Regions from separate parts of the Homo sapiens genome. Here region 2 is linked to region 1. The links are chromatin loops, found by intact Hi-C in ENCODE. Cell type or tissue: endothelial cell of umbilical vein. All regions are shown on one strand. Each heading gives the region's core, and the rest is flanking DNA. Links, peaks and the distances in the headings are about the cores only. Region 1 has its middle 20 kb from the start of PPP1R21. Region 2 has its middle 110 kb from the start of FOXN2.

Region 1 (12,563 bases), core at 2,308-10,307:
CTATAAACTTAATTGCAGGATCATAATAATTGCCCTACAAATTTAGCGGGGAGAGAGCTTTGCTCTTGACCATGCCTGTTGTTCTAACTGATACCAATGAATACACACTCAGCCCTTTGTCTGCCTTCTTTGCTTTAGTGCTAAGAGGCAGAAAGGACTGACAATAGCGAGCTAAGCCTTTGGGGTCTGTATTTCAAATAAAACAGGAGTGATTTTTACATTCATCAATGGCAAGCCTGGGTTTGGACACAAATGCAAAAGATGCCTCCTATGCAATGTCATTTGAGAGCTAATTCTCTCTGAGGGTTAAATATTAATCCAGGATCTTCCATGAACTGTTCTGCACACACTAGTTTATTAGAGGACACAGATTGGGATAGGACTCTCTGTTGATATGGGGGAGGCAGGGCCGACACAGCTCTGGAACTCCAGGCGCTCAGAAAGGGAAAGAGGGGGAGGTGAAGAAACCACACTGGCCATCTGGGGGTAGGAAGGAGTGCCAAGGGAAGCAGCATGCACAGGGCCACTGAGAGGACTTGCGGCCAGTGATACCAACCTCACCGTTTGCCTTGGTCAGCTCGCTGGGGTGACTGAATTAACCACATCTCTCTCTCCTTAATTGGAGCAGATAATTGGCAAGCTGGCTTTGTGCACAGGAAATGTGTTCAGATAGATTTGGCGGAGTGTGGCAGGAAGAATGGGGACCACCTGATTTCATCTTGTGCCAAGGAGGGCGACACAAAGCGCCAGTGTCTCCTATGGAGCCTGGCCCAGGCAGAGCATTGGGGGCAGAGAGCCCTGTGCAAACCCACAGGCCGGTGCTCCCTTCAGGAACCTCAGCTGGCTGGGCTGAACTGGGAGCATGCTGGAGCAGCTGATGCTCAGGAGCCCTGGGGCGGGCTCTGTGGTTCAGCTGCTTTGTGACTTTGGCCATGTAATTTAACCTCTCTGTCTGTTTCCTCATCTGCAAAACAACTGAAAAAGAAATGTTATAACGCCTTTAAGATTATGTCACTCCATCCCATGCAACCCACAGATGCTGCTTGAATGCCTACTCTGTGGGTAGAGCTGCTCTGGGAGCTCTGCCTACTTCCTGTTGATCCCTTGTAGGAGTGAGAGGAGTGTAAAACACAAAGATAAACCATAAACAAATCACTGCAGGGCCATTTAAATCTTCACCTTCTCCCCAGAAAAGTCTTCAGCACTTTCACGCCAGGTTGGAAAATATGGCCAAACCTCCTCCCTCAGCCCTTTGCCCAACTCTTTTTCAGAAGTACCCCCAGGAGAGGGATTATTTAGAGATAGTTGTTGCCAGGGTGACAGAAACCAAACATCAACAGAAGTGTCACTATTTCTAAGGACACTTTGAGTGAAGTGCTCATCTGATGACCGACCCCATGACTGCCAGAGGCTCTTTTCCAGCTTTTTGGAATCTTTATCTTAGAAAACCCTTTGTTGTTGTGAAATGCTCTCAGGTCCAGAAAGGAAGTGAGGGTCAGTCAGCAATGCAATCGCAACCCCCTCAGTACACACAAGCAGCACTGTGGAATAGCAACTGTTTTTGAAGGACTCATCTTCATTTGACCCTGGCTTAGAGTTGGTCTATGAGGGCTGTTTCCTGGGGATTTCCACCTGAACTGCAAAGAGCCCTGGCCCCAGCTCATGCCACGTGGAGGATGGAGACAGCTGTATTTCTTGTGTGACTTTCTCTGTGTGGCAAGAGGTAGATGAAGGGAGTCAAGGACAGAGCAAGTCTCTCTACAATCCTGAGCATCAACATAGCAACAGAAGCATTTTGTGACTTGTGTTCCTAAGGGTAAGTTTAGGACAAATTACCAAAGCACATAGAATACACATTTGTAACTGACATTATTATCATTATTTTGCTTTTAGCTCAAGATTTATTCTTCATGATCTAGCAGTTATTCAAATGAGCATTTTCTTTTAGTAAAATCATTTGGCTTAGAGCTATCCATCTATTAATATTACCATTCATTACAAACATTTGAAAGCAGACATGCATTTGTATTTTTTTAAATTAATCTTAGTTATCATGCATAGTTGGGTTTGAATTACAGACACTTGCAAGCTCATAAAAACTGTAAGGGGGATAAATTCATAAAATTTATTTTGCAAATAAATAAGCTGTAAGAATCATCAAATATCTCCAAAGATAAAATGAATCAGGGAGTCACATGTCATTCTAATGACCAGCTTGTTAATCAGAGATTCCATAATTACATTCCTCACTGCACTGTTGTTGTTGTGAGGCTTCAATAAGAATATCAAGTTCTTGGTGCCCAGTAGGCATCTAATAAATGAGAGTTGTTATTAATATGTTTAATCCTCAAAAACAGACATACCTACAAAGACACACACACACACACACACACACACACACACACACACACACACTTATGGTCCTTTTAAAGGAATTCCATCTTTGGTGGAGACAGATGGATACCCCCTTCAGACCCTGAGCGTGAACATTGAATATCTATTCTTTGCTTTTTTGGAGCCTGGGTCATCTGAATACAATAAATATCCCTGAGAGCCTCTGTGAGTTCAGCCCTGGCTAGGTCAGCCCCTGAACACACACTACCAGGCTAACTGGGAAAACAAAACATCTAAGTAGGAAAAACATCCCAAGACTGCATCTGAGTAAGTAATAACTATTCTGTGGCATAGATGGGGTTTGAAGTTCAAGATCCACCTGGAATACAATTGCAAGTGCTGTGCAGAAAGACTCTGTGGGGCCAGGTGCGGTGGCTCATGCCTGTAATCCCAGCACTTTGGGAGGCCGAGGCAGGTGGATCACTTGAGCTCAGGAGTTCAAGACCAGCCTGGGAAATATGGCGAAACCCCATCTCCACAAAAAAATTAAAAAGTAGCCAGACATGGTGGTGCATGCCTGTCATCCCACCTACTCAGAAGGCTGAGGTAAGAGGATCACTTGAGCCCAGGATGTGGAGGCTGCAGTGAGCCATGATCATGCCATTGCATTCCAGTCTGGGCAGCAAAGTAAGACCCTATCTCAAAAAAAGAAAAAAAAGAATTTTCCTCCCGGTCCTGGAGGAGGAATATCTTCAAAACTGCCTGGAAGTTCTGGCTCCTGTCTGGGGTACACCTGAACAGGACCCTCTTTACCAGCCCTATCTGCTCCCTCTGCTCACATAACTGGTTCAACAGCCACACTCCTCATTTCTGTCCCCAAATAGAATGTATGCTTATGTGTGTGGCTTTTCACATGCTGTACCCTATGCCTAGAATGCCTTTCCTCCCATTCCCCCTAAAACTTCTATCAAAGCTTAGAGCCACCCTGAATTGCTCTCCTCTCATAACCCACATCCTGTCTGCCAAGACATCCAGGTGGGCTTCTATATGCTGCCTTCAGAAAACACCTAGAATCTGCCTTTGAGTCACCATATTGGTAGTGAATACCTAATCTCTGAACATGTCCTCTCTTACCTGAATCACTGCAAGAGCTTCCTAAATGTTCCCTGCTTCTGCCCTTGCTTCCCTGGCCCCCTGTATGCTCTCAACACAGCAGCCAGAGTGACCTCCTTGCAACACAGTCAGATCATGTCATATCTCTGCTCAGAATTCTCCAAAGCAGAGGTGGGCTGGAATGGCAAGCATTAGTTAGTGAGGGCCAATCCTGCACATCTCTCCCCTATCTGTGGTCAGGAATGCCACACTCATGGCTTGAAATAGGCCAAGGTGGGAGATTTACCACAGAAATTGGCAAATGCTACAAACCAGGGCTTTTTATTTTTATTTTTCTGAGACCTAGTTGGCCAGCATACCGCTGCTCCTATGATGGTACATTTCTCTCAGAGTCAAAGTCCAGGTCTTTAAAACTCCCCACAAGGCCCTCTGCAATCTGACCTTCTCTCCTCCTTCCTTGCCCTCTGCTCCAGTCACACTGACCTTGCTGCTCTTCAAACATGCCAGCACATTGTAGCGTCAGGGATTTTTGCCCTGGCTGCTCCCCATGTCTGGATCACTTCCCCCAGGTAACCATACCTGGGCTCTGCTTATTCCTTCTCTTATGGTAAGTTCTTGCTCAAATGTCACCTTCTCCTTGAGGCTTACCTGACCACCTCCCCAAAAATGCTAAACCCCTCTCCAACTCTCCTGACCTCCTTACACTGTTCTATTTTCCCCACAGCATTCTAACCCGCTATAGAATGCACTTACTTATTCTATTTTTTATTCATATTTATGCGCGGCATCCCTCCCCGCCACCCCACTAGAATACCACCTCCATGAGGGCAGGGCCTGTTTTCTTCCCTGATGCATTCCAGCACCTATAAGGGTGCCTGGCACCCAGAAGGCACTCAGTAAGCATTTATTGGCTGACCGGCTAACCTGATCTTCAAATGCCCACCTGCTCTGTATATCTTCCCTAAACTTAGCACCTTCCTGCCTTCCTCCTCTCCATCCCCAGAAGGTCCAGGCTTTTGTCCCTCTATGTTAGTGGAGTCCTCTTTGTACATGAAGCTGCTAAAGTGCTTCTGTTGCACCATAATGATTTTCTTACTAATGGCCTCCCCCATCAGCTGGCTATGTCTGAGCTCTTCAAAGCCATCTCCAGCACCTATCCCAGTGCCTGGCACATGCACCACCCCATTGGTCTATTAAATGAACATATGAATGTATAGAGGAACAGTAGCCAGAATTTAATTTTTCACATTGATTCCTTTTCTCCTCCAGAGGCCCCCTTTGGTGATAGCTCTGCTAGGAAGGCCTAGAGCAGGGAGGGACTGGGAGATATCATAGAGGGAGGCAAAAGGGGTGCTTCTGGACTCTATGCTCTGAGCAGTCTGGTTATGACTATCATGCTCCTGCCACTTCTCTGCTCAGCCGTTACTCCTGCCTTTCATAAGCTCTGATCTCCCTTGATCCCTGGCTAGGGTCAGCTTTACACACAGGGAAAGAAGACTGCTGACCGTGGTGTGATGCCAAGGCTTCAGGAAGGGTTCTCATTCCCAAATACTTTCTTTCTCTTTGTGCCACTTTCCTTGGAGTCTTCTTGGAAAGCAAAGCCTCAGCTACCTGGTTCACTGCTTGAGGTCGTGATGGATGCGTAGAGTATTTTCAGTTTTTCAAAAGGTTTTATGGAAATGCTGTTGTTTCTGTGTTGCTCAGAGTCTAGTGGGGGAGTCGGAAGCATGGGGTTATGGTTGTGGCAGAAGCTTCCAAGGAAAAGCTCAGGATGCAGGAAGAATGCCTGAGGGGAGGCCTTTGGCTGGGAGCACGGAGGGGTCCAGGAGAGGAACTCTTCAGGCAGAGCCAACAGCATCTCGGTGAGCACAGGGCAGTGGGGACCGAGAGGCCGCCCGGGCTGGAGGGCAGTGAACACGGGCAGCGCAGAGTGGCACCGAGGAGGGAGGGGCTGATTGTGCAGGCCCCTAGGCCATGACAGGGCTTCTGCTTTTTACTGGAGGCCACAGGGAGCCATCCGAAGCTGCCCCCTCTAAAGGATTTTCTTGAGCGGGAAGTGGCAGGATCAGATCTGCGATTGAGAGAAGCCCTCCCTCTCTCATCCTCCCGCTCAAGCCCTGTGTCCTCTAAAGCCCTGGCTCACGGAGCAGGAAGGTGGCCTGGAGCCCAGCAGGCACTCAGTGCATGGCCAGAGGGAACGGGAGGCCCAGGGGTGTGCAAGAGAATGGGCGCCCGAGCCTGCAGAGCGCCTGGCAGTTTAGAGCGGTCCCGCCATCTTCGGGGTCTTCCCTGCCACAGAGGCTTCTGAAGGTCGAGGCCCCTCGTCTGTCCCCAGTGACGCCCCTGTCCACACGGGCCAGCTCACTCCTGCTCTGCTAGCCAGGCCTATCCAGGACAAAGAAGGGGCTGTGCCCCTGCAGAGAGGGGGGTATCCTTTCCCAACCATCAAGTGAGAAGGAAGGGTCCACACCCAAAGCTAAGCCCCAGGGGAAGACAGGATGTCCCAACACATCCTGTAGAAGCACCTAGTCATCTTCCAGTTACCAATTTGCCTTACTTGTTCTGTTCAAATAGGGTAATTGTTTCCCCAAAAAGACTTGGGTATAGTGGAATGAAGTCACCAGAGACGTGCCTAAACAATGACAAACACCGGTCCTGGGTGCGCCGAAACCCTGGTAACCAGTTACTCAGACTGCGGGGCTGATTTTATCTTTCCTGAAGCAGCCGCGGAGCAAATTCAGTGATGGCACGCCCCCTGGTGGTGATACGAGGTTCTACCAGGCAGAAAGGACCGTTCTGGGGAGCGACTCCTCTGGGTGGAACGGAGAACGGGAGGAGGAGGAGGTTTCCGGACGTTCTCAGCGGCACATATTCATGGCTAATAATAAATGTTGATCTGTTGATTGAAATATGAAATAAAAGTGATTAATATAACCATTAGTAATCAAGGTATTGGAATGTGAGAATTTTAATAAAAGGTAAATCATCAGCCAAGGCAGGAAGAAAGCAGGGAGAGTTGGTCTGATAAGAGAAATAACTTTTGAGAGCGTCCATATACTTTCTGCTTTGACACTGTGGGTATTATATACTGTCTTTGTTTACCTAAGGCAGCCTCTCTTTTTATTTTGAAATTTTTCAAATATACACAAAACAGTGAAAAGAACTATAAATCCCCACATACCTACCACCCAAGTTCTGGAATATCAAGTTTTTGTCACTCTTGCTTTATGTATCCGATTTTATTTTATTTTATTTTATTTTGAGATGGAGTTTCACTCTTGTCCCCCAGGCTGCAGTGCAGTGGCGCGATTTCGACTCACTGCAACCTCCGCCTCCCAGGTTCAAGCGATTCTCCCGCCTCAGTCTTCTAAGTAGCTGGGACTACAGGTGCATGCCCGGCTAATTTTTGTATTTTTAGTAGAGACAGAATTTCTCCATGTTGGCCAGGCTGGTCTTGAGCTCCTGACCTCAAGTGATCTGCTCACCTCGGCCTCCCAAAGCGCTGGGATTACAGGCGTGAACCACCGCACCCGGCTGGCATGTTCTTACATAGCCACACGCCCTTATTTCATCAAAAACATTATGTAGGCTGGGCGCCGTGGCTCACGCCTGTAATCCCAGCACTTCGGGAGCCCGACGGGGGTGGATCACGAGGTCAAGAGATCGAGACCATCCTGGCTAACACGGTGAAACCCCGCCTCTACTAAAAATACAAAAAATTAGCCGGGCGTGGTGGCGGGCGCCTGTAGTCCCAGTTACTTGGGAGGCTGAGGCAGAATGGCGAGGACCAAGGAGGCGGAGCTTGCAGTGAGCTGAGACCGGCCACTGCACTCCAGCCTGGGCGAAAGTGCAAGACTCCGTCTCAAAAAAAAAAAAAAAAAAGAACATTTTATAATTCCTTGGAGTCATCTAAATCAAGCTCGTTCAACCCGTGGCCTGCGAGCCACATGCAGCCCAGGACGGCTTTGAATGCAGCACAACGCAAATTCGTAAGCTTTCTTAAAACATCATGAGATTTTTTGGTGTGATTTTTCCTTTATCAGCTCATCAGCTATCGTTAGTATTAGTGTATTTTATGTGTAGTAAAAGAATTCTTCTTCCACTGTGGCCCAGGGAAGCCAAAAGATTGGACACCCCTGATCTAAATGACCATACAAACAGTCTACATTTAGGCTTTCTTGAAAACTTATTGCAGTTGTCTGGTTGTTAGGTCTCTCTATCTCTCTCTTTCTCCTCTCTCTCCCTCCCTCCCCTTCTCTCTCTCTCCACCTCCCATTCCTTGTCCTCCCCTTCCTCCCTAACTGACTTATCCTTACATATAGTGAAACGCACAGGTATTAAGCATACAATTTAATGAGTGTTGACAAATGCTCACACCTGGTAACCCACACCCTCATCAAGATAGTGAACATTCCCATCACCTCAGAAAGTTACCACCTGTGCTTTGGCAGCGAACTGTGTCCTCACCCCCAAACCGCTTATCTGATTTCTTTCACCATGGATAAGTTTTGCCTGTTCTAGAATTTTATATAAAATGCACGCTTGCAGTGTGTAGTCTTTTTGAGTATGGCTGTTTGTGCTCAGCATGATATTCTTGAGGTTCATCTGTGTCTTTACTGAGTTGCATTCCATTGCTCGCATTTACTACAATTTGTTTATGCACTCTCCTCTTACTGAGCATCTAGATTGTTTCCAATTTAGGCTATTATGAATAAAGCTGCTATAAATATTTTTGCATAAATCTTTTTATGGACATATGTTTTCAGAGTGTACACTTATGTTTAGCTTTATGAGGAAAAACTTGTCTCATCTAAAGCACTTCTTGGTCTCCCTTTTTGTTCAGTTGTCCAATAGTTCAATATTCTGCACATACCCGTCAGCTTCCTTGTGGTATCACTTACCTGGTCCCTGCTCTGATTTCTAGATTTTGTTTGTTGTTGTTTTTTTTTTTTTTTTTGGAGACATGATCTCACTCCGTCACCCAGGCTGGAATGCAGTGGTACAATCACAGCTTACTGGCAGGTTTAAACTCCTCAGCTCAAGCCAACCTCCTACCTTAGCCTCCCAAGTAGCTAGAACTACAGGTGTATGCCACCATGCCCAGCTAAGCATTAGAAAAAGGTTATCTTTTGTAGAGATGGGGTCTCCCTATGTTGTCCAGATTGGCCTTGAACTCCTGGCTTCAAGCGATTCTCCTGCCTCAGCCTTCCAAAGTGCTGGATTACAGGCATGAGCCACTGAGCCTAGTCAAAATTCTGAAGGAAAATGCTGGAGTTTTTATAAACTGAAAGTTGGATCTAAAACCTGGAGGAGGGAGGCAGAGGTTGCAGCCAGCTGAGATCACATCACTGCATTCTAGCCTGGGTGATGGAGTCAGACGCTGTCTCAAAATAAAAAAATAAAACCTGGAGAAGACACACGTTAGTCACTATGGCAAGAATGACTCAGAAGTGATGCTATATTGTTTATCCTGCATCTCATTAGAAAGCACGTAAGTGGCATGCTTGCCCCACTTGCAGTTAAGACAATAAGACTGATCAGTAGATCTAAGGAGTGGAGGCCTGATTCCTCACTGTATCCTCCATCAACCTCTCATCTTTTGGCTTCAGATGATCTTTACCTTGAATAAATTCCTTTGTTAAGGATTACAAAATAGTGGCTTTTGAAATTCTGTCATCTCTCTACATTTATTATCTGGAATTCTTCTGTAAAGAAGCTTCCTTTATCAACTTTCCGTCATTGTCATTTGGCAAAGGCGGGAAAATGTGTAACTATTTGTCTGTAATTGCATGTGTCACTAGCAGTTTTAATTCACTAGCAATTTTAGTTGCTAGTGAAAAGTTTTAATCTGGCTGATTGTTAGAAACTTTCTAAAAGCTAAGACAAGAAAAGCTCTCATAATGAAGTATTATTCAAAATGTAAGTATGAGAGCTCCCTCATCTTGCTTTAAGAAAAAGATACATAATATAGAAAAACATTGACATATCAATGGACTTGGATCCACTCTGGGCTAAACAGTTATAATTGTAATGATAATAACTACTAACATTTAGGGAACATTTCTTATCGATTTAAATTAATAATTAAATTGAATTAATGTTTGTGATAAGTTATTGAGAAGATAAAAGTACTAGTCATTGTGCAGTCTAGAGGGCTTTAATCAAGTTAGATTTAACTTTTCCCCTTGAGGAAATCATGGATTCGTTTTATTGAGTAGACATTTACTGAGCATTCACTTCACTGGTAAAACAAAGATGAATTAGACCCAGACACTATGAGGCCTCAAGGGGCCTAATAGATGAATTTTGTCTCACTGGTTCCTGGGACTTGCTTTGGTCAGATATTTATGGTCTCTGTTGTGGTATGTACAAAGAACACCCTGAAGCGCTTGGCAACACCCTGAGGTCAGATATCACCTGCCCTATAGGCAGGTGACAAATAACCGGCTCTGGGATGGGGGAAGGGAGAAGGTTTGATTGGTAACATTTGCCTATTTCCGTGGTGCAAATACAACCACCATGGCCTGTTTCAACCTGCCAAAATAATGTCACTGAATGCCGAGTTGCAAAGATATGCATAGCACACCATTATATAGTATTTCCACTATACAGATACAATAGAGGTAAATAACGTCACAAGCATAGATAATGATTAAATAGAGTAAAATAAGGAAGGGATGAGCTTTGAGTATTTATTATCTTTGTAATATAACTTAATTGTAAGTTTATATAATTTAATTTTTAATGATGACTATGTTTAACAAGTGGCTTGCACAATTTCTGAAAATTTAACAGCTCTAGAGAGCCAGTATGTATGAGCCTGCTCCAGCACACCACTGCTTACACTCATGCAGTATTACAAGATAGCCATTGTATTATACTCATGGAGCTGGGGACTTGGAACAATGTGGCTGGGATGACACTCTGCGTGGGGATGGTCAGTGGCCTTAGGGCATGGTAGAAGAGAGGAGCTTAGTACAGTAATATGGGTTATTTCCTTGTCTCTTCTGTGGGGGTTATTTAGTTTCCATCTACTGGTATAAAAATTATCCTAAACTTAGTGCTTTAAAACAATACAAGTTTATTATCTCACAGTTCTGGAGGTCAGAAGTCAGAAAGTGTTCTCACTGGGCTAGAATTAATGTGTCTGCAGGGCTGTGTTGAAGGCTCTGAGGGAGAATCCTTTTCCTTACCTTTATCAGCTTCCAGAAGCCACCCACAGTCTTTGGCTTGTGTCCTCTTTACTCCGTCTTCAATGCTGGTAAAAACTTAGCAATGTTAGTCAAGTCCTTTCCCATTGCCATCTCTTTGGTTTTTCAATTTGAATAGCTGATTAGCAACCTTAACTCCATGTGCAAACTTAATTCCCCTTTGCCGTGTAACCTAACACATTTTTAGGTTCCAGGGACTAGAATGTGGCTATCTTTGAGAGTCCATTATTCTTCCTAACACAGGGGTGCTGACAGATATCTCCAGCTGGCTCTGCACACACTGTATTCTGGGAGGACCTTCTGGAGAAGGTGCTTGGAGCCCTAGAAGGTAAGATACAATGAGAATCCCATGGAAGCTGCTGATTTGCCTTGGCTAATCAGCAAGTAGAAATAAGTGTTAGGAAGAAAATAAATAACAGGCAGAGAGAGAGAGAGAGAGATGGAAAAGAGAAGTATTTTAGTAGATGGTAAGGGAAGGTCTCTCTGAAGTGTTGATATGTGAGCTAAGACCTGCCATGCCAAGATCTGGGAAAGGCCAGGCCAAGGATAACGGCACCAAGGAAGTGCTGGATGGGGCTGGAGTTTAACTGCCTTAACCATCCCAAATAAGTAGAGCAATGTGTTCACTATGCACTCAACTTTTAAGGTAAGTCCACCACCTAGTTTCCTCTTCCAAGCAGATCTATCTTCCGAAATCCCTCCTAATAGAGATTGTGGAGTGCCACTGGGGAAAAATGAGTACAAAGTTTCTGAAGATTGGTATGTTTGAAGAACAGAAAAAAGAGCAGTGGAGATGAGGGCTAATAGCTTGTTATAATAATGGCACCCAGAGAATCATGCTTCCCTATGTCCATGCCCCTGTACAATTGATGTTCTGCTCTTTCTGTCAAGAGACATTATCTGTTTTTCCACCCCCTTAAATCTGGGATGGCCTTGTGACTTGCTTGTTCAATAGAAAATAGCGGCAGTGGTGGTGTCCAATTCCAGGGCCTAGACTTTAAGTGGCCTTGGGGCTTTGCTATCATCACCCTCTTCAAACTCCACCATGCTATGAAGAAGCTCTGTCTAGCTTACTGGAGGACAGGTGGACACAAAGAGGATAACTGAGGAGCACAGCCAACAGCCAACACCAACTGCTTCACATACACTTGAGGCTATTTAGACCTTCCAGCCATAGTTGCACCATCAAGATAGCTGTAGCTGTGTGAGTGCTTTTAGGTGAGGCCAGCAGAAAAACCTACAGAATCACAGGAAATAATAAAGCATTGCTGTTTTAAATCACTATGTTTTTGGGGAGGTTTGTTATGCAGCAATAGATAACTGTTACATGAAATGGGGAGGTTTGAGGGACCAGATTATGTAAAGCTTTATTAGCCATGGTAAGGAACTTGGATTTTATTCTAAGTACTCTGAGGAATCATGGGGTTTTAAGGAGAGTAACATGCTTTAAAAGATCATTCTGGGCTGGGCATGGTGGCTCATGCCTGTTATCCCAGCACTTTGGAAGGCTAAGGAGGGCTCATCACTTGAGGTCAGGAGTTCGAGACCAACCTGACCAACGTGGCAAAACTCTGTCTCTACTAAAAATACAAAAAATTAGCCTGGCATGGTCATGTGTGCCTGTAGTCGCAGCTGCCTGGGATGCTGAGGCAGGAGAATTGCTTGAACCTGGGAGGTGGAGGTTGCAGTAAGCTGAGATTGTGCTACTGCGCTGCAGCCTGGGTGACAGAGCAAGACTCCATCACAAAAAAAAAAAAAAAAAAAAGGAGCCGGGCATGGTGGCTCACGCCTGTAATCCCAGCACTTTGGGAGACCAAGGCAGGTGGATCACCTGAGGTCAGGAGTTCGAGACCAGCCTGGCCAACATGGTGAAACTCTGTCTCTACTAAAAATACAAAAATTAGT
Region 2 (12,563 bases), core at 2,973-10,972, 210 kb before region 1:
GAAAAGAAAAAATCGATGCTTTATTTATCAGGCATTTTTGCATTAACTTTTATTTTCAAAAGTATTGCGTTAAATATTATTTATCTTAATGACTGAGTTTTTTGGAGCTTCCTGAAATTTTGCACCAGAAACAAGTGCCTTATTCCCCTCACGCTAGCCCCAGCCTTGAATCACAAAAGTCCCAGATCTGCTTGGGTAAAAATGAATACTTCAGAGCTGAATTGGAGAATATCAGCAGGAAAAAACATCCTTTTAATCAGGCTAAGAGTAGGGAGGGAAGAAAGTCTGGAAACATTTGCACATTAGTAATTTCTTACTCTGTTACATGTTTACTAGGATTCCAGGTAAGAGTTCAAAAGTTAAAGTTTGAAAACCTCTGATTCCAGCTCTGCTCTTCTTATTAATAGTTTCAAAAGTTAGAAACATGGGTTACATAGGAAATTAATGGGAAAGCTGGGTTAAAACCCAGTGTCCTAATTGAGATTAGCAAAAGCTGTGAAAAATAATATTCCTTCACAAGAATAATTATAAGTAACAACTGTCAATCACTTCATCCTCCACCCACCCCTACCAGTAAAAGACAATTAGGATACCTCTGCAAAGACTTTTAAGGTATCAACTTATTAAAAAAATAAATAAAAGCTGACTGTGTGCTGAGCTAAAAAGTCAAAACATGGCCCTTGGCTATGGGTGGTGACTCATGCCTGTAATCCCAGCTCTGAGAGGCCAAAGCAGGAGGATCAGTTGAGGCCAGGAGTTCAAGACTAGCCTGGGCAACATAGCAAGACCCCTGTTATACAAAAAATTTTAAACATTAAAAAATTACCCAGGCATAGTGGCATGCCCCTATAGTCCTAGCTACTCAGAGGGCTAAGGCAGAAGGATCACTTGAGCCAAGGAGTTCAAGGCTGCAATGAGCTATGATTATGCCAGTGCATTCCAGCCTGGCAACACAGAAAGACCCCATCTCTTTTTTTCCTTTTTTTGAGACAGGGTCTTGCTCTGTCGCCCGGGCTGGAGTGCACTGGCACAATCTCAGCCTTCTCATCTCTTAAAAAAACACACACATTAAAAAAACCCCAAAAAGGCCCTTATTCTTTAATTTGTAATTTTGTAGGGGACACAGATACATAACTATACCACCAACAACAATTAAAGCACAGTGCCGTCAGTGCCATGATAGAGGGATGCATATAGAGCCTGGAGAACACAGTGAGAACAAGGTAGTGTTTGAGTGGAATTTTGAAGGGTATTCCATGCATTTTCCTATTGCATACATTTCCCTGATAATCCAGGCTAGCCTTCTACTATTGATTACAGACACATAGCTCCAGTATATTTATGATGCTGATGGGGAGAAAAAGTTGACTATAGGGGAGACAGGTGGGCCGAGGACCTAGAAATATCACTCTCATTGGCTTGGAGCAGTGGAGGAAATCCAGTTGAATGGGTGGCCAGTTTATAGGACAGGCTGAGACCAGCCTCAGGGATGTCCAACATGAGATAAAGGATGGATGGGGAGAACGGAAAACTTGGAAATCCAGGAAACTGGCTGGAAAGCTCATGGTTCATATCAGTGGTGGGAAAGGGAGGTGGGTTAGAGAGAATAGAGGCAGAAATGGTAACATCAAGGCATAAACTTATTCTTAGAAGGCCTGGCATCCTGGGTGGGCCAGGTATCAGAGTTGAAATATGAAGCAGAGACTGGATACTCAAGGAAAGTCACTATCCAGTCACTAAGATGGGGCACTGAGCAAAGCAGGACAGGCAGCAGTGAAGCCCTGCGGGTCCCCCAGGGTCAAACCAGAGTTTCTTTAATCTGTCCAAACTGAAGCCAGTGTTTGGTCCTGGACAGCCTGCAGGGAGAAGCCACCTGGCCCAATTATGGGAATAAGGGAGGGTGTGAGCTGAAGAACCAGGTAGGTTCTGACACCACCATGAGGCTTCATCCCTTCAAGTTCCATGATTTTCAAAGGAAAAATTGAGGTTCGAGAAATAAGTTTATTGACTTCTAATAGCTGATGACCAGCTCTGCCTATGGTGTCTTAGCACCATTCAAGAGTTCAAAGACAGGCTCCACCCAGCTGAGAGCTGTTGAGCATAGCTGTACTGTATATATAATGCGATGTAATGACTGGTTGGGGTTAATCAAATATAATGCCCAACCCAGACCTATTAAATTTCACCACAAAAGAGGCTTTAATCAGTCTTTTATCAGCTTGGTTCTTTGGCCTAAGAAGACTGCTTTTGTTTGCCCATATAAGAGACAATGGGAGAGTCAGGATCAGCCTGCTCGCTGGAGTACAACAAGCGAATTGTCCACAAACAACAGACCATTCAAGGCCATGAGAGAGGAAAGGCAGGAGAGGCTGCATGAATCTACAAAAGTGTCCACTGTTAATGGTTACAGCCCAGTGTTTAAATTCGGGCCACATTCCTGCTGGAGCTTCCAAAATATAGGGTGGACAGAAACAAAAAGACTCCAGTGTGCTTCGTGTAAGTCTATCTGGCTTTGGCCCTCTGCAGGACATTCTTGTTTGCTGCCTGCTGAAAGGGAAAGGAAAACTGACATTTGGTTCTCTCTCGAAGCAAAGCTCAAATCTCTTGGGGGTTAGATATGCTTCACAGGGCCATGGATTAAAGTTATGAGTATAGGTTCTATGCGAAACTGCACCTGTCCTACTGCCCAAGACCTCTTGGGCTACGGAAGGAACAGGAGGAGAAGGGAGACAAAAGGCAGTGAAGAAGAGAGAGAAAAGAGGGGGACCTTCCCTGACCCCAAAGAGGGAATGACATTTAAGTCACCCAATTTAATTCTGTTCAACGAATATTTGAATACTTTTTAGGAGGCAGGCTAGGATGTACCCAGATACAGAAACAAACACATGAATTTAAAAATCCACTATTTCTGCTTAGAATCAGAGAAAGTTAATACTGGAAAGGTCTTAAGTCATCCTGCTTTATATTATGGTCTTCTAATCAGAATAATAATTTTTTAACCCATAAGGGCATAGGTTAAAAAAAAGGAAAGAAAGAAACAGGAAATGAAAAGAACAAAAACTAGAAACACTGTCTCATTCCAAAAGAGTAATCTCAAATTCTGATATGATCATGGGACTGTTATGGGAATGTGTCATGATGTGTCACTGAGGGAAGACTCCTTGAGAATTACTGATCTAGTCTTGCAGAAGGACGAGCTGCTGACAAAAGTCCTCAAACACCAAGTTAAAGAAGGAAGGGGTTTATTTGGCTGGGGGCATCGGCAAGACTCCTGTCTCAAGAGCCGAGCTCCCCGAGTGAGCAATTCCTGTCCTTTTAAGGGCTCACAACTCTAAGGGGGTGCGGGTGAGAGGGTCGTGATCGACTGAGCAAGCAGGGGGTACGTGACTGGGGGCTGCATGCGCCGGTAATTAGATTGGAACAAAACAGGATAGGGATTTTCACAGTGCCTTTCTATACAATGTCTGTAATCTATAGATAACATAACCGATTAGGTCAGGGGTCGATCTTTAACTACCAGGCCCAGGGTGTGGCGCTAGGCTGTCTGCTTGTGGATTTCATTTCTGCCTTTTAGTTTTTACTTTTTCTTTCTTTGGAGGCAGAAATTGGGCATAAGACAATATGAGGGGTGGTCTCCTCACTTAGTCTCACCTAGGAACATAGAATAGAAGTTTAGGGAACAAAGTGGCAGGGCCAAGACCACTATGGCACTTAGCAGCAGAGAGAAGATTACAGCCCATGTCTTCTAATGCCCAACCCAGGACTCAGCCACTTGCACCACAGTGTTGCACCACTAAAGTTAACTGGGAAGATGCAAACCCCGAAAATCCTTAAATACATAATTGAGTATCTTAGATCTAGCTATCCTCACTGATATGTCGCCCATTCACTGCCAAGCTTTGGGCCCAACACTTACAGTCATCAGAGTTTGGATTTTGTTTGTAAACCAAAATTTCCCCTTCAGCTCTAAATGGAATTTTGCCTGGACCTGGGAGTCTTCAAAGGAATAGGAGGAAAAATTGTGGATAGAGTTAGATTGACAGCAAAGGGAAAAGAGGAAATCTTTCCTCTTAAGACCAAATCTGTGGTGCCTCAGCTTCTGTTCAGCGTGGAGGCAGGAGTGGCAGCTACCTAACTTGGTCTTTCGCATTCAAATATGCTACATTTAAATATGTTTGGGGGCTGACAGTGATAGGAAGACATTCCTATGGCCAAGTAGGACAGAGATCTGGGAGTGCTTCTATTTATGGAAGGTTTACTGGATGCATGTATCTGAAGGTAAAATGAACAATGCCTAGTCTGGATGGTCATTTGGGGTGAGATGGAAGGGAGATAAGAAAGGGATCAGGGAAAAATGAAAGTCATTCTGTGCATTGTGAGAGGTGCTAGCGGTCAGAAGTACTTTGCCATTCTCATTTGTCATCCAGTGCTGCTGACCCGCGCTTTGAAATGGCTTGGCTTCCCTAGAGATATTCTGAGCTGTAATTGCAGATTTCCATTTTAGTTTCTTGTTTTCTCACACTCTGCTCTAGACAATCAACTCAAAATCCTTCCTCAGGCAATGTGCAAAATGCCTTTGCAGAGTTGATGAAGGTTCTGTGGTGTGGCCCATGTGAATGTATCGATTTTTTTTTCTGCATGTAAATAGGAGTGGTTATGGCAAAGTGGTTATTAGCTACATTAGATCAATGATTTGGGCTGCTGGAGCTTGTTGACAAACCTTCTTTGATGATAACTTTTTTATAAATTATGTTAATTATGACTTTGCCTTGGACTGCAGGAATGGGACTGGAAGCTTTCTATTTTTTTCAGGCTTCAGTAGTAATTCTGCCTTCGTTTTTTTTTTTTTTTTTTTTTTTAACTTATGTTCCTGGCAATTAAGTGCTATCCCAAAACATAAAAACAATTTCCTCTTTTAAAAAATCATTATGCAAGAAGTGTCATGTAAAAGCTGCTGTTACTTAAAATACGATCTTGTAAAATAACTATAGCAAGTTCTCCTATTTATGAGACCAGCAAGGAGTTATTAAAAGTCGTAATAGAGAAAACTATCCTTATGGATTCTGTTTTCTTTTCTTTTTTTTCCCCTCATCATTCTGAAAAAAAAAAAGAAAAGAAAAGAAAAGAAAAGAAAAAAAGTGGAATCCTTCCCTGTGGGTTTTGGTTGTGTTTTTTTGAGACAGAGTCTCACCCTGTTGGCCAGGCTGGAGTGCAATGGCACAATACCTGCTCACTGCAAACTCTGCCTCCCGGGTTCAAGCGATTCTCCTGCCTCAGCCTCCTGAGTAGCTGGAATTACAGGCGCCCACCACCATGCCCGGCAAATTTTTGTATTTTTAGTAGAGACGGGGTTTTGTCATGTTGGCCAGGCTGGTCTCGAACCCCTGACCTTAGGTGATCCACCTGCCTCGGCCTCCCAAAGTGCTGGGATTACAGGCATGAGTCACCGCGCCTGGCCTGGATTATTTTTAACTGAAGAGGAGAAAAACAAACAAAAAGAAACAAATGTTTTGATAAGTTTGACTATGGTTGTTAAAATATGACCTATAGAAAAAATAGAAATAAAAGAATTATCACATGTTCTCCCCACACAATGAACAGTGAGCTTTCAGGGTTTACCTGCTTGAAGCTCCAGCTGTGGCTCTCAGCACATCTGCACCCTCAGCTAAGTGTCCTGATGCATCACCCTGCAGGTGTGCCCTGCTACCCATCCAGACTTCACCCTCCCAGGCTCTTGCCATCACTTTACTTCAGCTAGTCAGGATTAACTCTTCCTCCCTATGGGAAACAATACTGACCTTGGAGTCAGACTGACCTGGTTTAAATCTATTAGGTAGAACTAAATAAAATTGCTGTTTTTAATACACCAATGATGGTTAAATATTGGCAATTTCATGCCACTCAACCTAACACCACCTTCTCATTATCATGTTCTCTAAGATAAGATATTTTAAATGCTTTACTTATTCCATGACACAAGTTAGTCACCATTTGCTGTAGACATGCTATGAATTATAAGAGGCTGCAGTGGCATTTCATTCCAGGTTAGTTTAACAAAAAAAATTTTTTGACTCCTCCTTTTTACCACAGGCACTGCTTTTGTGCTGAATACCTGGGTGAGGGGAGGTCCCAGTTCAGTAGGGGCAGATATATAAACAGAGATCTGTGATGTAAGCAGGAATTGGGCAGTATACTCACAGTACAGGGTAGCATGGAGGAGGAGATTGTGAGCTTTTGGGGAACATGGGAGGATGAGGAAATCCTTTCCCCCAGGAGAAATGCCTGGGTGCTGAACAACACAGTGTCATGGGCAACTTTCCAGAGAACCTTGGGCTGGTGGGAGTGTGAGAGAGAGAACATTATCATAAGATGAGACTGGAGAGAAGCTTTGACAACTTGGGGACCCTCTTTACAAAACTAAATACAAAATGCCCACATAAACACATCACCAGGTTTCCTTCCAGTCCCTGAATTTGAAGAGCCCAGACATTTCAGCTTCATTATCTAAAACATCTGCCTTGGCAGGGCCACACTGTAAGGACTGTAAGGGGCCTTGCTAAAGAGCAGGGGCATCCTGGCAGACAATAGGAGCTGCTGAAGGATCTCAGACAGGAAAGTGACATCATCAGATTTGCTTTTTAGAAAAAGCACTCTGAGGGCTGTCTGGAAGACAGATCAGAGAAGTTTGTGTTAGGTGACAGAAAAGCCAATTAGAAAGCTATTTTAATAATCCAGAAGAGAGCCAAGAGCCTGAACATGGCAGAGTTCATGAAGGAGTAGATGAAGCCTCATGTAGCTAAAGCATCTGGGGGGATAGGTGCCCCAGGAGGTCTGGTCTTTCTTCCTCAAAGCCCATCTTGAGCAGGTGGTAAATGCTTTCAAAATCAGGTTCTCCACCTGGGAAGGTCTTTTTTTTTTTTTTTTTTTTTTTTGAGACAGAGTCTCGCTCTGTCACTGCAACCTCCACCTCCTGGGTTTAAGTGATTCTCCTGCCTCAGCTTCCCGAGTAGCTGGGATTACAGGTATGCGCCATCACACCCAGCTAATTTTTGTATTTTTAGTAGAGATGGAGTTTCACTATGTTGGCCAGGCTGGTCTTGAACTCCCGACCTCAGGTGATCCACCCACCTTGGCCTCCCAAAGGGCTGGGATTACAGGCATGAGCCACCGCACCCTGCCTGTGAAGATCTTAAATGAGCTGCACACCAGAGGCTTGTCACCCCATGCACTAATGCTAAACCATGGCACCTTCATGGCCACTCAGGCCTTGTTATTCTTCATTCCTCTCCACTCTGTCATATGCCTGGGTTCTGCCACAGTTTCCTCTTTAATAAATCAGTTATCTGCTCATCTTGAGGTCTGGTCCTGAATACTGGACTGCTTGGCCAGGGCTCTGTAACCTGCTTAATTCCTGCTATACTCTCCCTCTTTCCCCCAAACCTTGGGCTGAGCCATGCCCTCCATGTTCTCCATTCTCCTGAGAAAAGCTCCATTCATCTCCTTCATCTTCCAAGATGCTCTACAGGAGTCTGTTCCTCAGCCATCTTTCTCTGGCTACTTCCCTCTGTCCCCCCCAAAACTCAATGACTTCCTCATCTCTGTGTCTTATGCATGCCTTTATTATTACATGTATTATGCTTTATCATATTTCTTTGCTTATGTGTTTGTTTTTCCACCCCCTTTAGATTCTTGAGATTAGGATCCATGCCTCATATTGTCATTTCCCCCAGTAACTCACAGTCCCTAGCATATAGTAGGGACTTAATAAGTGTTGGATGAACTGACTTGAACTGAATTCACTCCTGTCTGTTTATAATAATACAACACAATACCAACCTGGTCAGAGTCTAACTGTTCTTGTCTTCTTAGGACAGCAGTGCCCCAGCCTGCCTCACTTTGCATATCTCCTGCAATTCCTGCTTTAAGGCCTCCATTCACAGGATTGATTGGCCCCTGTTATTCACACAGAATCAAGCTTGAGTTTATCATGCCCCTGGTGCTGCATATCCTTCTTGGGTATCCTCCTACAGCTGGGCCAGACTCCCCTGGTCTGTCCTTGCTTGGTTCCCACTTCCTCCCAGCCTGCTTCTAAGGCTAAGGGTCCAAGATGCTTTGTGACCTCTCTGGCCATGGTGTTTAGATAAGAAGGAGGTACTTATTCCAAAGGCAGCCAATTCATGGGCTAGACCTTACCTATGGGGCAGCCCAGTGGGAAAAGTGTTGACCAAAAGGATTATATGGGCCAATCAGATTGACAGATTATATAGTGGAGAACATCACTTTCAGACGTCTTCCCTCAGCAGGAGAACTGTAGATGGGGTAGTTTCTCTTTGGAGGGGACTGGGTAGGCCTCATGATTGAGCTCTTTGGTACAATGCTCCAATCTCTTATGTGTCTACATTTTTCTATTCTCATTATTGTCCACCCTTGACAAGAGTCATCTGAGAACCCAAACCCTGTCTAGTTGTACCTTTTATCCCAGCTCCTCACCTAGCCATTAAGAACTGTAGTGGGGTCTAAGGTTTTACCATACAAGCTAAAAAATTATTCTGACATGGTTTCCTTGATGCTGGCAAAAGACATGAGATTCCTGGGTCAGCGACCCTCGGCACAGCAAGTAGCATGAACGTTAGCTTATTTGCATCAGTTGCCCTTGCTCCCTAGTCCCATGCGGACAATGCCAGTGAGCTCAAATGCCTGCAGAAGCTACGGGTTGTGTTACAGTAGAGGAGCTCTGAGCTTAGGGAAGCTAAATCTTTTATAAGGGGCAGTAAACATGCCTGCTCTTTGCTCTGGAAGGAGATACTCTCTTTATTATATTAGACAGTACGCATGGCTGGCTTTTTCTCTAGATGGGGGTATTATCTCCATCTTCCGAGGCTATTTGTATCACAAACATCCTTGAAAAGGTAGTCTTGAATGAAGGACAGTCAGTACCTCACTCATGAGATGTGCAGAGACGTAAGTTATCTATGGGGAGCCGTCTCAATGCTAAGCAGCAGTCTCTGTTCACCCATGTTCTGGCACTGGCATGTTTATTCCACAGGTGACAGGCAACTTTGCTTTTCCAATCCAAATCCCTCTTCCTAGCTATCATCACAAATTTCCTGCTCCATTTGGACATTTCAACCAGATATCTTCAATCGTTAAGTTTAAAATGTCTAACACTATATGCATCTTCCTCCCCTAACTTTTCAGGTTTTTTGCCACCATTTTCCTTGTCTCATCAGTTCAGATCCTAGGAGTCATCTTTAAATCCCATCTTCTTCCTCATCACTTATAACCTAGTCAATCCCAAAGTTCTATCAGCTCTTCCTTTGGAATATCTCATCCTCATTTCTTCCTAGCTTAGAAAGAACTTTATACTGTCATTTGCTTAGTTCAGAATCTTATTTCATTCCTAGACTGCTCAAGGAATGTCCTGACTACTTTTCTAAATGCCTACCTTCTTTCCTTCACACTTCTTAATTCTCTTAAGGCACAGTTTAGATTAAGTCACACTCACTTAAAAATGTTCAGTTTCCCCTGGACTGTTTGATAGAAGAGTCTAACCTTTTCTCCCAAATACTCAAGGCCTGCCCAAATCTGACTAGGCCTTATGTCCTGCCACTATGTTCTGGCTGTGCAGGCATGGTCTCCCTTCTCTATCTGCTGAGTTCACATGTGACAGGTCTAGCTCCCTCCCCATCCCCACCACTCAGAGGTCTGAATACTGTACCTTTGCAAACCCGTTTTGTTCTTTGGTACCTAGTTCTTTTACTGGTGCAGCCTACACTTGTTTCCTTTGCCCAATTATATTTACCTTAATATTTAACCTCAGGCTGCCCCATCAGTCTCCTTAATTGCTTTATGTCTTATGTGTCCAGCTAAGTGTTAAGTTCCTGAAGGTGTAAAAGTATCATTTGTATATTTTTTATACCACTCAGTGATTACTTAGCACATATGTGGGCAAACCATAGAAACACGACTCTCCCATTTCCTGGCCATGTGACTGGACAGTAAATATATGTGCCTTAGTCTCCTCATGTGAAAAATGAGATAGAAATAGTAGCTACATTACAGAGGTGTTGGGATAATTAAATTAGATAATATGGGAAAATCTTAGTACCTTTCCTGCCATATAGGAAGAATTCAATGTTGACTATCAATCTTATAGTGATACACAAATAAATGAATGAACAAATAAACCAATGATGAAATACATAGTTCTCTTTCTTGGAGGACTCCAATTTAGTGAAAGATGATCAGATAATCTTAAAAAAATACTTATGATAGCATTAAAGTGACCATGGTAGAGGCTGGATGGAAGAGGGGGAGTAGCACCTTGCAAAGGGCCTAACTTAATCCTTGAAAAGATGTGTTCTTAGGAATAAGAGAGAACCTGATAAAGTGCGTTATCAACTTATGATATTTTCAACTTACGATGAGTTTATACAAATGTGGCCCCATTATAAGTTGAAGAGCCTCATGAATGCATATCACTTTTGCATCATGGTAAAGTTCAAAACCATAGGTCAAACCATCATAAGCTGCACCAGCATAGTTGGGGGCTGTCTCTTGTAGGATCCAAATGAGCCAGGCCTTCGGTTCCTACTCAAGTTTACTTCCAGCTGCATCCCACTAACTATCTTTTACCATTTGTCAACCATTAACACAACTGTGTAAATGAGATTATCAAATGCTTTTCTGCGAGTGGGTTTTCATGGGCTGGAGGGGGAAGACAGATGGAATATTAAGCCGCTTAGGAGCAGTGGGGAAAGAAACCAGCTGTGTGCAGGTGAAAGCAAACTAAATCAACTTCACTGGTTAGCTGCAGACCAGCTTTCTATGTAGCACAAAAAATAAAAATAAAAAAAAATTTTAATCTACTGCCAGATAAAACTTCTGTAACAGCTTTTCATGTCACAGTAGGGAAATATGGGCTCCACCTGGAGCTCCTGACTCTAAATCTGTTACTATACTTTTAAAATAATGTTAATAGATACAATAAAATGGAATCCTAACTAGTCATTTTGCCATCTGTATGAAAATATTGGCTCTGGAAAAGGGATAGCCTAGTAAGAAACCGAAGACATAGAGATACGTTTTGAGAATCATGTTCCTGGCTTAAAACAGATCACCCATTAGGGAAGGTTGGCTAAGGCCAAGTTTCTCAAGGGCAGAGAAGGGAGAAAAGCTGAGTAGTTTCTTTTTCTGCAGTCACAGTGGAACAGGGCAGCAGAGGGAGGTATATTTTAGTTTCTACTACCTCTTCCAAGGGAAAAAGCAGACCGGGTTCGTGTCTTCTCCACAGAAAAGTGGTAGTATGCCTTAGTCACAATAGGCCCTCCTTGAAACATGAAGTTTCCCGTTGCCACTATCCCAGATCTGTAACCACCCAATGGTTCACCTTGCCCGCTGCCTAGATAGAGCTGATTTCTCAAGACAAGGGAATCGCAATAGAGAAAGAGTAATTCATGCAGAGCCAGCTGTGCTGGAGACCAGAGTTTTATTACTCAAATCACTCTCCCTGAGCATTCAGGAAGCAGACTTTTTAAGGACAACTTGGTGGGTGGGGGGGTTGGGGGGAAGCCAATGAGTGGGGAGTGCTGATTGGTCAGGAATGAAATCACAGGGAGTTAAAACTGCTTTCTTGCACTGAGTCAGTTCCTGGGTGGGGGCCACAAGATCAGATGAGCCAGTTAATTGATCTGGGTGGGGCCAGCTGATCCATCAAGTGCAGGGTCTGCAAAATATCTCAAGCAATGACTGTGGAGCAGTTTAGGGAGGGTCAGAATCTTGTAGCCTCCAGTTGCATGACTCCGAAACCATAATTTCTAATCTTGTGGCTAATGTTAGTCCTACAGAGGCAATCTAGTCCCCAGGCAAGAAGGAGGTTTGCTTTAGGAAAGGGCTGTTACCACCTTTGTTTTAAACTATAAACTATAAACTAAGTTTCTCCCAAAGTTAGTTCAGCTTACACCCAGGAATGAACAAGGACAGCTTGGAGGTTAGAAGCAAGATGGAGTTGGTTAAGTTAGATCTCGTTCACTGTCTCAGTCACAATTTTCCAAAGACAGTTTCAGATCCCCTTCCAGCAGGCGTCTTTCTCTCCTGGGGGCCCCAAACTTTTCTACTACTCCTGAAAACCCAAGCCACCAACTCATGTAATGCAGTTTCTGTGCACAGTGCTACTATAATCTGGGTCAGTGGTGGGTCCAATAAATTTGATGACTCTACCATCTCTTATTCCAATTGTCTCCATTCCCATTTGACTCAATTAAATACTTATTTAGCCAACTGTTTTAAAATTACATTTTAAAATGAACTTGCTAAGAACACAGCTAATGCATTCTGATTAACATATTTTTTCAGCCTCATATTTTGATAAGTGCTGTTGTAGGTTGCATCATGTCCCCCAAAAGGATATGTTGAAGTCCTAACCCCTAATAACTGTAAACGTGACGTTATTTGGAGACAAGGTCTTTGCAGATGTAATTAATTTAAGATGAGGTGTTACTAGATTAGTGTGTGCCCTCAGTCCAATGACTGGTGTCCTTGAAAGAAGGCTGGGAAGAGAAACA

What was found. Hi-C counts contacts between places; a loop is a spot of excess contacts. Peaks named below come from ENCODE experiments on the same cell type or tissue, not always from the same donor. Only the 100,000 strongest peaks of a DNase experiment are listed, where the experiment ranks them.
Region 2: it touches region 1 in a loop (4-fold over the local background); 13 of 110 quality-filtered maps call a loop at or near these places.

What each region holds. Positions count from the first base shown.
Region 1 is chr2:48,414,714-48,427,276 of GRCh38, forward strand. No RefSeq gene overlaps it. Among named protein-coding and RNA genes, the nearest start is that of PPP1R21, 20 kb to the right of the region's middle. In endothelial cell of umbilical vein, for the core only: a CTCF peak has its summit at 6,223 (motif pointing left); a DNase peak (open chromatin) is centred at 6,158; H3K27ac peaks cover 598 bases.
Region 2 is chr2:48,203,121-48,215,683 of GRCh38, forward strand. No RefSeq gene overlaps it. Among named protein-coding and RNA genes, the nearest start is that of FOXN2, 110 kb to the right of the region's middle. In endothelial cell of umbilical vein, for the core only: no CTCF peak of the experiment used is centred there; a DNase peak (open chromatin) is centred at 6,521; H3K27ac peaks cover 884 bases.